Linked DNA regions of Mus musculus: region 2 is linked to region 1. Evidence: chromatin loops called from intact Hi-C (ENCODE). Cell type or tissue: left cerebral cortex. All regions are shown on one strand.

The links. A loop is a pair of places that touch in the nucleus more often than their neighbours do. Peaks named below come from ENCODE experiments on the same cell type or tissue, not always from the same donor. Only the 100,000 strongest peaks of a DNase experiment are listed, where the experiment ranks them.
Region 2: it touches region 1 in a loop (2.2-fold over the local background); 6 of 42 quality-filtered maps call a loop at or near these places.

Annotation. Positions count from the first base shown.
Region 1 is chr12:106,376,468-106,381,467 of GRCm38, reverse strand. No RefSeq gene overlaps it. Among named protein-coding and RNA genes, the nearest start is that of Gm32830, 29 kb to the left of the region's middle. In left cerebral cortex, a CTCF peak has its summit at 1,930; DNase peaks (open chromatin) are centred at 1,998, 2,171, 2,560 and 3,475; H3K27ac peaks cover 880 bases.
Region 2 is chr12:106,471,887-106,476,886 of GRCm38, reverse strand. Gm51969 (a long non-coding RNA gene) reads right to left here. Exons shown (of 2, transcript XR_003950178.1): 2 at 137-891. Among named protein-coding and RNA genes, the nearest start is that of Gm32876, 4.9 kb to the left of the region's middle. In left cerebral cortex, a CTCF peak has its summit at 2,216; DNase peaks (open chromatin) are centred at 2,164, 2,996 and 4,567; H3K27ac peaks cover 1,443 bases.

The DNA of each region.
Region 1 (5,000 bases):
GTGCCTGGGTCACCTAGCAACTTAATAACCCCTGCCTAATGCCTCACGGGTGGTAAAGGCACTGATCTCATTTGACAAAATAGAGCCAACACAGCCAGAAGAATAATGTGGCCAAGCTCCACGATCCCTTCTCGACCTCATAGCACTCCCAAGATCCTAATGATACCATGCCCATCCCTTAGTAAGGAAGTCAGACTTCAAGAGGCCTGAACTGGACTCCAAGTCCCAGTTGTGGCCTCAAGTCCACCAGGCCAAGCTGCCTACTGCTAGGCATCAACTCTCTTACCCCACTTTAGGATGCCCTACAAAGTGTCCAGAGATCCCCTAGAAAACAAAAGGCAAAACTTCTTGGCCACCAAAATAGGCTTTCTGCAAGTGTGTGTGTGTGTGTGTGTGTGTGTGTGTGTGTGTGTGTGTGTGTGTGTGATTTTGCAATAGATGCTTGTGATGCGTATTGCACTGAGCAGCCAGTATGCTTGCACACTACACACACACACACACACACACACAGAGAGAGAGAGAGAAAGAGAGAGAGAGAGAGGGAGGGAGAGAGAGAGAGAGAGAGAGAGAGAGAGAGAGAGAGAGAGAGAGAGACCCAAGGCTCCCTATATCTCTGGCACTGTGCTGGGGTCAGAGCCCAGAAAGTACAAATCAGGCAATAAACATTCTATTCAGATTCTGGAATTATCTGGAGAACAACTCCACATATCCTGATCAAAGTATGTACCAGGAATGAACGAAAAAAGACATCCAGATGCAAGAAAACCAGGAGGGGCTTGGGATAGTCCAGAAGAACTTAAGTGTGAATCAAAGGGGTTAATATTCTGGAGATAAGAGAGACCGGTCTTGGGAGATGTGAAGACAGTTTGGTTAGCAACAGGACCTGAATTTATTCTAAGAACCTACGTGAAACATTGGACACCCTGGGGAAACAGAGACAAGAGAATTCTTGGGGCTCTCTGGCCAACCAGTGTGACTGAATCAGGGAGCCCCAGCTTCTGGTAAGAGACCCTGTTTCAAAACAAGAAATGGTTCCTAAGCAATAACACTCGAGGTTGACCTCTGAACTCCACACTCACCTCTAAGCAAGCGTGAGCACACTCACACACACACACACACACACACACATTTATGCATTTATAAAAACAAACGGCCAGCCCTTGTAGCCTGCTTAAATGCAGAAACTTAAGGATGCAAGGAAAAGATTGCATCCTTTCTCCTTGCAGAGTCTCATTCTCAGGGCCAGACAAACACCAACCTCAGCACGACATAGTCGTTTCCAGGGTGAACCGAACCAGGGTTCACTTTTGCCAGAGTCCAACCTGGGCCTCTCTCTTTGGGATGGGAAGCAGAGCATCCATTGCATGATGTATTACTTATTTTAATCAAATACAATTTTTTTCTAATTGTCACTGCTCCGGCAGCCTCACGGGGGCTGGTCTGACTTGTGTACACCCGTGACAGGGGAAGCGGCGGCGGCAGCTGCTTTGTGCCGCCCGCCCGTGTACGGTACCTCTCCAGTCTTGTCAGTCACAGCTCCCCTAATTACAGAACATCTGCTTGCTGTGGCCATTAACACTCCTCTACCAGCTTGTCTGGTTTAATACCAGTGACTCCTGACCTTCCCCAAGGAAGGCGCTTTCTGTCAAAATTTTCCCCCAAAGAAGCCAATTCGCCACGCAAAATTTGCACTTTTTTTTTTTTTTTGTGAAAAACACTACCTTACTAAAGGCTTTTGGAAGGAAATGGGTTTGACGAGGCGTCAGTGGTAAGGAGTATAGAAAACCTGTTTCCCTGCCTTATTTGGTTCATATTTGCATCTTTTGAAAATAATGATAATAAAAAAAAAAATGGGAGTCATTTGAAGGGTCAGGACCGTAAACTTGGATGTTCCCCAGCCCTGTCTACTGTGTTCCTAGGCCTCCAGCTAGGGGGCAGTGTAGATGTCCCCTCGCTCTCTCTCTTCCCACCTGCCCCACACGGGCTGGCTGGGAGACTCCACTACCTTCAGCGTTATTAGTTGAATCATAGGTCCCGCTATGATGCCCTTGTTCCCTGGCATTAAAGAGCCCCAAAGCTCGATAAAAGACGTTCCCAGTCCCTGGGCATGATCTAGAAGCAGCCTGCCCCTCAGAGAACTTCAGACGGTATTTAAAAGGCTCTGCAACCTCAGCCTTCTGAAGGCAGGACTCAAGGCAAGGGCATGCGAGGAAATCCAAGCGCGCTCCTTTTCGTTAGAAGTAACTATGGCAAACGTGGTTCCCAGCTAAGGACCCCGCTACAGATTCCCCCAGTGACTGTCCCACCCATCCTGGGAGTCCCTGGGTGTCCTGCGATAGACAATAGTGAGGGTGAGAGGAAAAGACAAACAGATTCACTTTAGAATCTTCCCCAAAATGATCTGAGTGGCTGTTTGTTTTGTTTGTTTATTTTTTTTTAAATACTGCTTTCACGGTGTTTTGATAAGGCGGGTGTTCTCTTGAAATAAGTGTTTGTTAAGTAAGAAAGAGTTCCCCGCCGTTCCCGGGGAGAGCGAGCAGTCTTTTACAAAGCCGCTGGACTTTGCTTCACAAACGGAGAAAAAGCGGTGCCTGCTGAAAAGCCTGAGCAGGCAGGCAGTTTGGGCTGGATGCTGGCTTCCCTGGTCAGGGTGGAGAAAAGCAAGGCAGTTAAGAATGGGTTTTGAGTTCACACACACACACACACACACACACACACACACACACACACAGACACACACACACACCTCCCTAAAGAATGCAAAGTGACCGCGACCCAGGCTCAAGTGAATCCCAAAGGAGAGAAAAGTCAGTAAGGAAGAATAATCCAGAAGGTTGCTGGTTTGTCAAGCAATGTCTTCAAAAAGCATCCTCCGCACTTGGCTAAAGGGGGTTTCCTTGGGCACCCCTGCCGCTGCCAGTAGTTAGCACTGCTTGTCTGGAGACAGAGCAGGGATGGGAGGCATTGAAGGGAGAAGGGGGAAGGGATAAATGGGTTTAAAAAAAAATACACACACAAAAACACTGCCGAAGAATACCTGTAAATACTTTGTTTTAAAAATGCGCATTTCCAATATAAGACACCATCTTAATTGCGGACTTCTTCAAAGCACCTATTGGAGAAACGGTTTAACAAGGGGGGAGCGATGATCTTGTAATCTCGACAATAAAAGCGCTTCCATCCTTTGTATATGCTGACTTACAAAAAAAAAAAAAAAAAAAAAAAAAAGTGCTTCCAGACAACAAAAGATGGAGCCGTAATTACATAAATCTCTCCATTCTTGATGAAGACACAGTGCAACATGAGCAAATCAATAGAGTCTCCGAGGTAATTCTTGTTTTTCTTATGAGCCCAATGCAAACTTGTTAAAATTGAATTCCACTTCTTGTGTATATAAAAAAAAATAGGATTTGCACAAATCCAGAGGAAAAGAACATGTGTTCTGTAAATGTTTAATTTTTTTCCTGTGCTACTGAGGAGGTTTGCAATGGAGTAGTGTGATACCAGGATCTCCACACAGCCGCCACCACCACCCGGGGAAGGAAGCTACTGTCAGTCTGCTCCCTAAAGCGCTCTGAAGGCCCTGCTATCACCTCCCTGATTCTTACTCCCACTATTAAATAAACTAAATGTACCCTAAAGTCAAATATCTCTGACTCACTGCCAATAAATTGGTCGTAATCATTTCTCCCCCACAACCCACATTTATAATATTTCTCATTCAAGAATAAATAATTTTGTTGATTTTTTTCCCAAAGAAAAGGTGAAATGTATTGCATTTAAAAATAATTAATAGATGGGCCCTGCATACCTCTGAATTAAATTAAAGAAAAAATATTTCTTTTTTTGTGCAGATGATTGCATTCATACGCTGTTTGGTGTGAAAAGTAGATTCCAAAAAGCTTTTAACTAATTTGTTCAATTTGTTTCAAAGCCAACATGAATAGGCTTGGTGCAAATTCAGATTCATTAAAACTTAATTAATATGCATCATTATGCAAATGAGGTTGCAGTTAATGAGTTCTTAAAAGAAGCTTTCTTTAATTAGTTCAGTTTTAATGGCATCATCATTTATCTGACTTGTTTTTAAAGCCACATGACATACAAAAAGTGACCAGCCTCCACAATGCACTGTCTAATTGTGTTTCTTCCTAATTGTTTAATGCTGAAACTTTGCAAAAGTTAAAATGTTTTGATATCCAGGGCCTATTAAATGGCTTTCACAAACTTTCCCATTCTGACCAAGGTTTTTTTTTTTTCCTACAGTGGCTTCTCATTTTTATTTTTTGACTTTGCCATTTCTGTCTGCTTTTAATCCACAGATCTGTAATGTCCGAGCCAGGCTATTTGTACAAAGAAGGAGCGCATCTGACAGGTACGCGGGAGGCTTCAGAGAGCATCCCTCAGCCCACGTGCATACTTCACTGTTACGTGTGTACGTTAGCAGGGGCAATTATACTTACGTAGTTGAAAAATTAAAACGAGCCTTTCTTGAGGCCATCTGCTAACTTGAGGAGCTGGGTAACATGTCTTAGCACGAGATTTCTAAATGTACTAATTCATAAGACACGCAGTCACTATCGCCAGTGACTGCCTGAATTGGCAAAGCTAGCCTGAGAGATAAGACCACTTAATAATTATTGTGAAATATGGAAATCAGGAAAAGGAAAAAAAAAAGAGGCAGGCTTAGCACAGGGTTGGGGAAGAGAGGGTGCTAATCTAGAAAATGACTCTTCCAGAGCTTTGAAAATACAATGGGCATTTTAAACATTTTCGGATTTATGAGGCATTGTACTATACAGCTACAGCTGTATTTTGACACGTGGAGTGGAGGTAATTCTTACAGGGTGGGGTGTATTTTACATAGAGTCCTAGGGGGGGATGCAGCCCTTGTTTCATGTTTTTAGGCCACTGTCAGAAGTTTTAGAACCGGCTCCAAGTCCTTGGATTTGGGAGCTCAAAAGGAAGCCCGCGTGGCTTGGGGTGCTTCGAGTGGCTTT
Region 2 (5,000 bases), 95 kb before region 1:
GTGTTTGGCAGCATGGGATAGCACCCTCCCTGACCCCTCTAACTTGTCCCATTGCGACCAGCGGCATGGTGGCATCTTTGTTAAATTCTTCAAGAAATTTAGAGGAAAGAAATGGGGGGACTGTAAAAATATGTATAGTTCCCTCCCAGATTTATTGCTATTTGCTTATAGATTTAAAGGAAACTGAGAGCAACTAGAGACATGGCATTCTAAGGAAGATTTGTGGTTGTTGGTTAGAAGGAAAAACTCCGTGAACATCCACACAAAACACCAGGAGACAAAGAGACATGCTGCAGGCACCTTTTAAAATTTGTACCGTGTGGCAGTGAATTCACCAGGAGCTGGAAGACACCAGGTTCTTATGAAAAGGTCAAAGTTATGGCCTTGGTATGACCTCGAAGGGGAAAAAAAAATCTATTTGTGAGGCATACGATTATCTAGGGTTTTAGTAAATGCAATTACAGCGACAATCTTAATCCAAACAGTTGAACAAAAATAAATTAAAATTAAATAAGATAAACCTCACCCTCAATCATTACACTATGAGTTGTACCGGACCGCAGGGTGGCTATTTGACCTTTGTCTTGCATCTATATTAGAAGAGGCACTACCTGGACAGAAATCAAGGTGCACTTGGGCACACCCACCAGCCTGACCTGGCCAACACCCAGGTCTGAAACAAACGGTTTCTGCTTTTCATTGGGGGTGGGGGGGTCCTGTCCACTGGACCTCCAACAGTGTCTTGCTCTGAGAGGCACAACACTGGTCCTGTGGGCGTGGGCAGCCATGGCTCACAGCAGTGACAGGTAGCTCCATCCATCCCAGCCACATTCCTCGGGTTCCACAAAGTTCCATTTCAATAAGAAAGCTCTTTTCTAAGGACACGTTGTTCTAAAAGAGACAGGAAGAAGAAAAAAACTGTCTGTAATTTGTCATGAATTTCAATTACAAAAAAAAAAAAAACTTTTGAATTTTTTTTCCGTTTTCAAGAAAAAAAAATTGGCGTGCCTCCAGGTTTTAAGAATGTGGTTAACACAGAAAATGACAGAAAGAGAAAGTGTGTGTGTGTGTGTGTGTGTGTGTGTGTGTGTGTGTGTGTGTATTTGCAGAAAAATCTCAGAACACAATATTCTCCTAGGCCAGGCTGAGGTTTTTCTGGACGAAGGTGCACCTGGCACTCTGGGTGAGAAAGAGGATTTTGTATTTATGGGCAATGGGATTGTTCTGGCAAGTTCCACAGCATGCCCCGGAGCTGACATCTCATAGAAGCATCTTCCAGCATCCCAGACTCCCATACACACCAGAGAACCAGTCTACACCCGAGAACACGGCTCAAAAAAGGGTTTTGGAGAGGAGAAGAGGAATCGTTTTGTCATTGGAAAGTCTAAGGGGGTCCCCTCCCCCCGATACACGGAATACTCACCAAACGGGAGCAGAACGGTTTTTTTTTCTTTCTTTTTTTTTTCTTTTTTGAAATGTGCAACTGTGTGAAACTTGTCTGGTTTCAGATTTACACAGAAATGTGGGCCCGTCTTGTTTTCATCCAAACAAACTCAAGCTGAAGAACTGTCTTTCCTAAACTGGGAGCACATTCCTGTTCCTTAACCCACCAGTGCTGGGTTCCCCCGGAGCGTATTAAATCTACGCAACACAGAGAGGTGCTTTCTGTCTTGTTTTCTGGAGGCTGAGCCCAGCAAACCCAGTAAACAGGTGGAAGACTAAAAAGAGCCATGAAAAAAAAAAAAAAAAACACACAACAAAAATAACAGCGACCTGTCCCCAGCCTTGAAAAACAGCCTAACTCCAGAGGTGCAGTGTGTACTTGCGTGGCCTCAAATAATGTTTGTCTCGCAAGAAAATGCGTAGCTTTCAGCGATAACACGGGACAGCGCTTCCTAACTTGCTAGTGGCCTGGCCTGCGTCCTTCTGATAAGAGGTCAGAGGTCACCGAGGCTAAAAGATGAGAACCCGTGCTTCCTTCTGCTCAGATCTGCAAGGAACAATTAAAGGCAGTTTTGCATTAAGGACTGACGTCCTCCTCAGTCTGGTGCCCCGGCGGTAAGCACAGCTATAGAATGCCTGTCCCTGTGGGGTATCCCCGCTCAGACCCAACCTGGCACTTTGGTACTACGCAGCTGGAATTTGAGGAAGCTCGTATTGAAAGGGGATGGTTTAGTAAGATGCAACGGAAGGTGCGGTGCGCATGCGCCTCCGGGGGAAAGCCATGGAAACTGCACCTTGCAGAACCTATCTGAAGGCCTAGGACCAAAGAGGTATTAGGGCTGAGCCAGAGAGACCCTGTTTGGAGCAGAACTATCAGAGGCAAGTGGTGCAGACACCGCGGATCTGGCTGGAGTTCAGAGGTCGTTGCAAGGGCTTTAACTCTGAGAGCTGTAGGGGAGTCAGCGAGGAGCTTTGAGCCTTCTGATTGCGGCACATTTTGGGAGAGGGGGCACAGGAACACACAAGCAGAGGTTCCCGAACAGCCCCGTCAAACCACCGCCAGGCTTCAGAGGCTCAAGCGTTGCTGTCGTTTTGGTTTTTGGTTTCCATGTTTCAGTTTACAAAAGGGTGATGATTTTAAAAATTAAAAAAAAAAAAAGTGACGATAGTGAATGAGGAAGAGAGTGTGCTTTCGGGCCTGAGTTCAGAGTTTATATAGAGAAGCTCAGCTGGGCTGGGGACATGACTCCCTGGGTAAAATGCTTGCTGAGCAAGAATGGGGACTTGAGCTCTGGAACCCACATAAAAAGCCAGGTCTGATGACACACTTTGTAATACCATCACGGGGCGGGGGCAGCGATGTGCAAGACCCCAAGATCAATGGTCAGGCAGCCTAGTCTGCTGGATGAGCCCCGGGCCATTGAGAGAGCGTGTGGTAGAAGACACCGGACTCGATCTCTGGGCTTATTAGACACACATATAAGCACACATAGGCACCCTCCGGCTCATGCTCTTCACAGAAACAGATACACACAGAGACACTCACATGAAATGGGAGAGGAAGAAGTTAAATTGAGAGAGACTTTACTGCACAGTGAAAAAGTCACACTAGAGACACTCCTCCCCACCGCCACCACCCCCACACCTCCTCTAAGCGTTGGCGGGAATTCCTAAAGGACCCAATTCTTGGTGCACTCTCTGAATGCCAGGTTTGGCATCCCCATGGGTTCAGGGCCCTTGCTACACTTTATATACCAAGCACGTGTATTCCTAAGCTAACCCACGATGCACAGTAGTTGACAGGTTCTTCCTACTCTGCTTTTCATCTCACTGAACTGTCCAGGGCCTCATTGTCTCATCTGTAAAATGGGAACTCTAACTTGGAGGCCTGGCTTCCTGGAGAGAGTCAGGCATACACGGAGACCACCATGCATCTAAAAGCACTGCACAGATAAATATGCGGTATTTACATAATTATGCCTCATTATATCCTTGGGTTTTTTTTTTTAAGGAATAAAAGTAAGAAAGCTAAAAAAAGACATCTAAACAAAGAGTTTAAGTAATGTATGCAGAGAATATGTGTATACACATATAGAGTTACAATGAAGATTTAAAAAAATAATGTGTGCAGTCAGGGGTGGCGCACGCCTTTAACCCCCACACTCAGGAGGCAGAGGCAGCTGGGTCTCTAAGTTCAAGTCCAGCAATGGTCTACAGAATGAGTTCCAGGACAGCTATGGCTGCATAGAGAAACCCTGTCTAAATAAAATAAAATGAAATAAAATAACCAAGCAAGCAAAAATGTTCATACAAAATCAAAATAAAATTAATTACAGTCTCACCCGTCAGAGCACAATGTACTTTCTTCTATGTTTTCTGGTTTTTCTGTGTTTAGAATAGAATATGAATGCCTGCATAGTACTTTCGGTGTTTGTCTCTGTATAGACCATAACACAGCCGGAGCTCTCTTACACCCAAACCAGCAGATCCTCCCATTGGCAGATGCTAACATTCGGAGCGAACCATTCAGTACCTTTCTGCTTTCACTTTAAACACAGAGAATTAATAAATAAGAATAAATCATGAAATAAAAAAGTATCTCCCCTTAGCCTCCCCCCCTTCTTCCAATTGTTTGTTTGAGGCTGAGCACCATCTCCATCCTTTGTGGTAGCCTCAAACTTCCCAGGTCCCTGCCTACATTGCCCTGCATGCCTGAATTACAAGAGGGTGCCGCTATGCCAGTGGCTGCTTCTGTCTTTTCAGCCTCCAAATATCATGGTACTGAAAAATATTTTGCATTGTGTCTGAAGCGCACATCTAAGTGGATCATTTCTGATCAGGCACCGCCAGTCTGGTCTACAGAGTGAGTTTCAGGACAGCCAGGGCTACACAGAGAAACCCTGTCTCGAAAAAACCACAAAAAAAAAAAAAGAAAGAAAAAAGAAAAAAAGAAAGTCTCAAAGAGAGACGTCTTGTGAGCTGTGTTGGAATGAGATGGCAAATGCTAAGGTGGAACTGCACAGTGTTCTTTCTGTATTTCTACCTTGGGTTGCTGCTTGTTCTTATATTAATGATCTGCAGACGCTCTTTATATATCAAGGACACGTGCCAGAGATGAGTCACACACTTTCCAATATGGGAGTTTTATATGGATAAAAAGCAGAATGTAGGCTGACAGTGGGCCAGCAGATCAAGCACTTGCCATGAGAGCCGGGAGAGCTGAGATCATCCCACTGATGACCTGTAAAATGAGGCACAGAGATGCTGACAGAAGGACCTGCCTGCAGGAGGGGTGGCAGATGCCTGAGGCTGTGCTAGGAGACATCAAGCCCCCCCCCCACGCCCCCTATTATAAACCCTTCGTTTCCTAGTGGCTAATGGAATCCTTCTGGGCTATGAAAATCTGACGTGGTCCGTGATCAAACATGGGCCATTAGGCAGATGTGAGCCAAAGATGATTGCGGAGCCAACCCGGGTCAGCACTGTAATCTAAGAAACTCTGCTCTCTGCAGTTCATGGAGCTCAGCCCAGCCCTGGGGTGGCTCGCGGAGTCCTTC